Regions from separate parts of the Homo sapiens genome. Here region 1 is linked to region 2. A link is a contact called in ENCODE Hi-C or POLR2A ChIA-PET data. All regions are on one chromosome and are shown on one strand. Each heading gives the region's core, a stretch centred on a gene start or an enhancer-like site at or near the end of the contact. The rest is flanking DNA. Distances are from core to core; before and after follow the strand shown. Region 1 overlaps MAGI1 (membrane associated guanylate kinase, WW and PDZ domain containing 1). Region 2 overlaps MAGI1 (membrane associated guanylate kinase, WW and PDZ domain containing 1).

Region 1 (2,724 bases), core at 162-2,661, 180 kb after region 2:
CCCAAGTAGCTGGGACTACAGGTGCATGCCCCCACACCCAGATAATTTTTGTATTTTTTTTTTTTGTGGACATGGGGTCTCCCTCTGTTGTCAAAGCTGGTCACAAACTTCGGGGCTCAAGTGATCCTCCTGTCTTGGCCTCCCAAATTGCTGGGATTGTAAGCATGAGCTATGGTGCTTAGCCTTGGGAATTCCAGTTCTTCTTGCCATTCCAGGCAGTGATGTGAGCATGCTGGGGGCCAATCCCAGTTTAGTCAAATTGATTGTTTCCCATCACTATTGCTGTGGTCCACCTGAAACTAAAACTAAAGTTGTATATGAATAAAAGGAAGAGCTGCCCGGAGGTGACAGGTTCAAACAGGGCTCTCTGGGATTTTCTTCTTGGCCTAGAGAGTCCAATTTCTTTCAAGTTTTATTCTTGCCAGTGAAGAGGTGAGATATCATCCAGAACTCAAAAGGGTGTGATGCCCTCTTGGCCTTAGAAGTTTACTAAAAACAGTAGCATGGAGAGACCAAGATCCAGGACTTTGAACTTGGACTGACCTGGGGCATTGCTCCAGCATTTCTTAGCTGAGTGACCTTTGGCAATTACTTAACCTCTCCGAGCTTTGTCTTTCTGATCTTTAATAAAAAGACAAATACTTAACCCCCTCCTGGGGTCTCTTGAGGGTGAGATGCATCAGATTTGAGGCTAAAGAGTAGGACCAGGATAGAAACTTAAGGGCCCTTGAATGCAGAGCTAATGTGGGTAGCTTTTCTTCTATGGAATGGGGCCAGCAGAGGTTTCCACTGAGAAGAGGGAAGATGTGATTCTGTCTGTATTAACCAAAGTGCCAGGTGGTGGACCCAGAACACACAGGCTTTTAAAATGTTCTGTACCAGAAGAGAATTTTTTGGCTCATAGTAATCACTTAATAAAATGGCAGATGCTATTTAATGATAATCATAAGTAAAATAGTGGTGATGATGATAATGAAAGGTTCAGCTCTCTTCCTGCTGTATTTCGAAGTCAACCCCACACTCCCGTGTTTGACCGGCACCTCCCTATTCATTTCAAGGTGCTAGCAGCTCTTGGTGGGCCCCTCTTACCCTGGCTACCCAGGGCCAGAACCATGTGACTCCCTTCCCCTAGTGGGTGCCCTGAAAGCCATATTTGTCTCCCACCCCTACCCCCGTCCAAGGCCCTGAGGATGGGGGCGGGCAGGCAGTCGCGCACTCCCGGGGGGCGTGTAGAGGGGTACCAGCCGCAGCCCGGAGTGTGAATAGCGCGCATTGACGCCGCTGCCGCCCGAGCGGGCTGGGGACACCCTGGCCGAGCCTACTGCCTGCGAGCCCCATAAAAGGAGCAGCTGCCGCCGGGCCGCTCAGACGCGCGGGGATGAGGCGGGCGGCCACCGAGCGCGCGCCTGGGCTCCGGCAGTGACCGAGGCGAACTCCGGGGCCGCTCCGGGGCCCGCAGGTAACGGTTTTGTCCTTGGGTTTGGAAGTGACAGCAGGAAGAGGGGAGGGGAGGGGGTTAGGAAGGGAGGAAGGAGACTGGGCGGGAATGAGGAAGAGGGAAGACGGAAAGAGGGAGGAAAGGGAAGGAAGGAGAAGGCGAGGAAGTGGCCGCGCCGGGGAGCGGCTGGAACGCGCTGCACTTGCCGCCCGCCCGGGCGTTCAAGTTCCCCCTTCCCGCCTCCCCAGGCTGGCGGTCGCGTCCCTCCCGCGCCCGGAGGCTCCAGCCAGCCATGTTTCTTGGGCGAGCATCTCGGCCCGCGCCCCGGAGCGCAGGGCCCGAGCAGGGGCCGCCTTGGCTGCGGCGCCAGGGCAGGTGCAAGGAGACGCGGGCGGCCCATCAGCCGCAGGCTCGTTCCGCCTAGGGCCAGGGTCCCTTGAAGTACAGTTTACTTTGGCTCCAGTGGGTTGAGAGCCAGGTTCCCTTCCCCCTTGCTGCCTCCCGTTCCCGCCGACCCCGCTTCCCTGGCCTGCTGCCACTTAATGAACTGTTGGCTCACCCCACCCCTCCAGTAGCCTGCATTTTGAGCTTAAGAGTGTTGTTTGCAGCCGGGAGCGGTGGCTTACACCTGTAATCCCAGTACTTTGGGAGACCGAGTTGGGTGGATTACTTGAGGTCATGAGTTCGAGACTAGCCTGGCCAACATGATGAAACCCCCTCTCTATTCAAAATACGAAAATTAGCCCGGCGTGGTGGCGCATGCCTGCCGTCCCAGCTGCTAGGGAGGCTGAGGCAGGAGAATAGCTTGAACCTGGGAGGCAGAGGTTGCAGTGAGCTGAGATCGCGCCACTGCACTCCAGCCTGGGCGAGAGGGAGAGACTCCGTCTCAAAAAAAAAAAAAAAAAAAAAAAAAAAAAGAGTGTTGTTTGCATAAAGCTGGGCTCAGCTGGAGCAAATGGAGAGGAGTTGAAAAGGGAGGCCCTTTTGTGCAGAGCCTTATTGTAGAGCCACTTTTCTCCCCTGGCCCTGAGCCTCTGGTGGTCCCCAGTGCAGGGAGAGGGGATGGTAGGGTGCCTAGGCCTTCTTGCGAGCTGTGTGCCAACTGCCCCTCTTGTCCCTCATTGGGATGCTTCATCTGTGGGCGGAAGGCTCCTCTGAGGTGGTGAGAGCCTCATTTCACCTGGGATGCCCCCAATACCCCATGGCTCTAGTTTCTGTGGCTTCCCTGCTCACTCACAGGAAATGTAACTTCTGGCAATCAGGCCTGTCTGCCATGAGCAGAGCTT
Region 2 (2,778 bases), core at 268-2,767:
ACATTCTGAAGACAGGGTTTCTCTCTTGAGAGTATTTGTAAGTTCAGCCTTTTACTTATATACCAGTCATTAAATCATGGGGTATGGGTTATATGTTTTAAATGGACATTTTGATCACCCTTCAGGGAAACTGGAAGAAATGCCCTGTTGCACGGTGGTTACCTTTTGAGTTATCCAGTAACTAAATTTGGGGGCTAGAAGATGCCTCTAGAGGTAACTTGATTCATTGTGATTCTTTTCATTGAATTTGGCAAAACTACAATGGAGGTAACCATTTCACTTATTAAAAAGAAAAAAAAAAACAAAAACCCCGGGGGGGTGGGGAGAGTTAGACAATAACAGATTCTGTTCTACAGCTCTGACAACACTTCAGCCTCTCACAATATTTTGCTGTAGAGAAAACAAAAATGAACTATTACTTTTTTCTTTTAGTGACCATTTATTCATTTGTTTATCCGTAGATCTTTCCATTCTAGGAAACATTTGTGGGTTACAGTGCTGTCCTTATCTCCTCAGTAGCATCTCTCCCTGTTCCCGCTAACTGACCCCTGATTTTGTGTCTAGTCAGCACAATTACTTGATCTCAGGCAAAGCAGGCCTGTCCCAGGTCATACGTCGTGAATCACAGTTGGTCTAAGCCAGTCTCGTCAGTCCATTCTGCCACACCAGTGACTGGTCTAGAGTTGTATATGCGACCCAGCTCTGGCCAATGAGACGTGAGGGGAAGTAGAAGAGATTCCCTTCCTTAGTAAAGATGATGGATACTCATGAAGATAGTCATTTCGCCCCTGTCTCCTGCTTCCTGCTTTAAATGAGGATATGTTGCTTGGAAAGGTAGTAGCATCTTGTGAAAATGAGGTGACAGGCTTGGGGAAGAAAATTCACATGCTGAGAATGGTGGAAGCCATTTTTTTTTATAGCATTGTTGAAGAGCTGAAGCAACCCCAGGGATCACTTCCAGATTTTGTGAGATAAATAAGCCACTAACTGTTTAAGCTACTCTTAATGCAAAGATTCTCTTATTTGCAGCCAAAAGCATTCCTAACTGATAAACCACCTAAAAGGCAAATGATGTAATGGAGATATTCACCAATTCCACAGCAGTATATTTTGTCTCAATCTGCTCTTCATAAATATTTTCTTTTGGCCTGGAAAGAAAGACAGATGCTGAGAAATGTAATTAGACTCTTGGTATGTGTGGCCAAATTTTAATTTCTAATTGAACATGAGGCCCCAAAATGTTTAGTCACAGAAAGAAAGTAATACAGCATCTCTTATTCAATCAAGTCATTCTGAACTACTTATATAACCAAAGGTCAGTGGTAGCAGGATTGTATTACATGGTGATTTTAATGTTCTGCCTTTTGTTGCTAACGGCTTGTTTTAAAATCTAGTTCAGTTTCCTGCTTAGATTGCAGTGCTGTATTTGCAGTAGACAAATTCAGAGATTCTCTTGGGAGACTCTGGTTATGGCTGGATTCCCAGAACAGCTGAAAAGGTCAGGAAGTAGAGTTCACTTTTCATTAGCGATGGGGAGCTTCAAAGATGGGTTCCAGGGTCAGCAAACACACATTTGCTCAAGGAATTTGGCCTTGCTGGGTAGTGGTTGTAATGTTTAGTAAAGCAGGATTGGCAGTGGCTCTTCCCTGAGTTAGATTCAGTGTTGTTTCTAAACCTTTGGCTGGAAGTTAGTCCACTTAGACATTCAGATAAAACCAAATCTTAAATGACTGTATAAAATATATATGTTTTATGTTTTATATTGTCTACTGTGCATAGTATTATACCCAAAATGCTCATACATAGTGATTTCATGTGATTTTAGCCAACCTCAAACTTTGATCCTAACTGTATTGTTAGCTGAAGTCATTGAGAACTTTCAGCCAGGAAATATTTTTAAATGAATATAGTTTGTTTACCAATGTAGGTGCAGGCAACCTCAACGTATGCTTACATAATGTAATAGAGATTTTGGAGTGACCTGCTGTCAGGAATAGATAAGCAGTTTATAATTAGTGTGTTGGTCCTATATGAATATACTTGTAGATGGCTTGTTTTCTTCAGAGTGAATATCATCCCCCCCCCCCCCCCCGTTCCATTTTTTGTTAACTGCTAATTTGTAGGACAGATTTGTTTTTATTGGATAATGCAGAACACAGATTCAGACCATGCCAGGTCCAAATTTTTGCAAAACTTGATTTAATCAGATCAAAATTAGTCAGGTTTTACTGCATGTCATTCCTATTTAATCTCAAGAGTTATTAAACACAGTAAATGATCATTTTGTGAGGAGATGTCATATGAGTATTGATTAGGAATCACAGTAAAGCCTTACTATTTTAAAAAACAATTGGCTTCATTACACACTCAAGTTCTACTAGAGGAATAGTGCTTATGCAGTTAAAAAAGTTTTATCCCCAAGTTCCTTTAAGATTTTTTAAAAAAAGTGTTAAGAATAGTGGTGTCCTAGACAAAATAATTTTTTAAAAAATACGGTTTTTTCTTTGCATCATTTCTTTGGGACAGTTGTTTCTCTTCTGACAATACTGTTTGAAGGGTAAAAGTTCAGCTGTGCCACAGAACACCTGCTCTTTGCTTAGCTGAATGACTATCTAGTTTGACTTATTTCTCCAGGATTTGGAATTTTAGGCCCTGGGGTTTGAGGAAGTAACTTACCATGTTTAGGGGTGAATTACTTCTCTTCATCTTTTCAGCTTTTCTTCTTGCTGTTTCCCACACAGCAGCAGCTGTTTTTAACAACAGAAATCATGTCATAGC

Evidence for each region. Hi-C counts contacts between places; a loop is a spot of excess contacts on that map. ChIA-PET counts read pairs that join two places held with the same protein, here RNA polymerase II (POLR2A). Pooled maps may share reads with other maps.
Region 1: a map of heart left ventricle shows a loop between it and region 2 (2.0-fold over the local background). The contact joins two enhancer-like sites. A Hi-C loop is called at or near these places in 1 of 168 maps with a recorded cell type or tissue (heart left ventricle) and 3 of 50 pooled maps. POLR2A ChIA-PET finds 5 or more read pairs at or near these places in 1 of 52 experiments (WTC11).

What each region holds. Positions count from the first base shown.
Region 1 is chr3:65,548,143-65,550,866 of GRCh38, reverse strand. All of the region lies in intron 2 of MAGI1 (membrane associated guanylate kinase, WW and PDZ domain containing 1), which reads left to right. Among named protein-coding and RNA genes, the nearest start is that of MAGI1-AS1, 340 kb to the left of the region's middle. Within about 2 kb of position 1,411, at least 5 of the 41 ENCODE cell types and tissues checked have a DNase peak (open chromatin) inside an H3K27ac peak, as active enhancers do.
Region 2 is chr3:65,728,435-65,731,212 of GRCh38, reverse strand. The region is part of intron 1 of MAGI1 (membrane associated guanylate kinase, WW and PDZ domain containing 1); the gene reads left to right. It overlaps LOC107986018 (a long non-coding RNA gene), which reads left to right. Exons shown (of 2, transcript XR_001740441.2): 2 at 1-2,778. Among named protein-coding and RNA genes, the nearest start is that of MAGI1-AS1, 160 kb to the left of the region's middle. Within about 2 kb of position 1,517, at least 5 of the 41 ENCODE cell types and tissues checked have a DNase peak (open chromatin) inside an H3K27ac peak, as active enhancers do.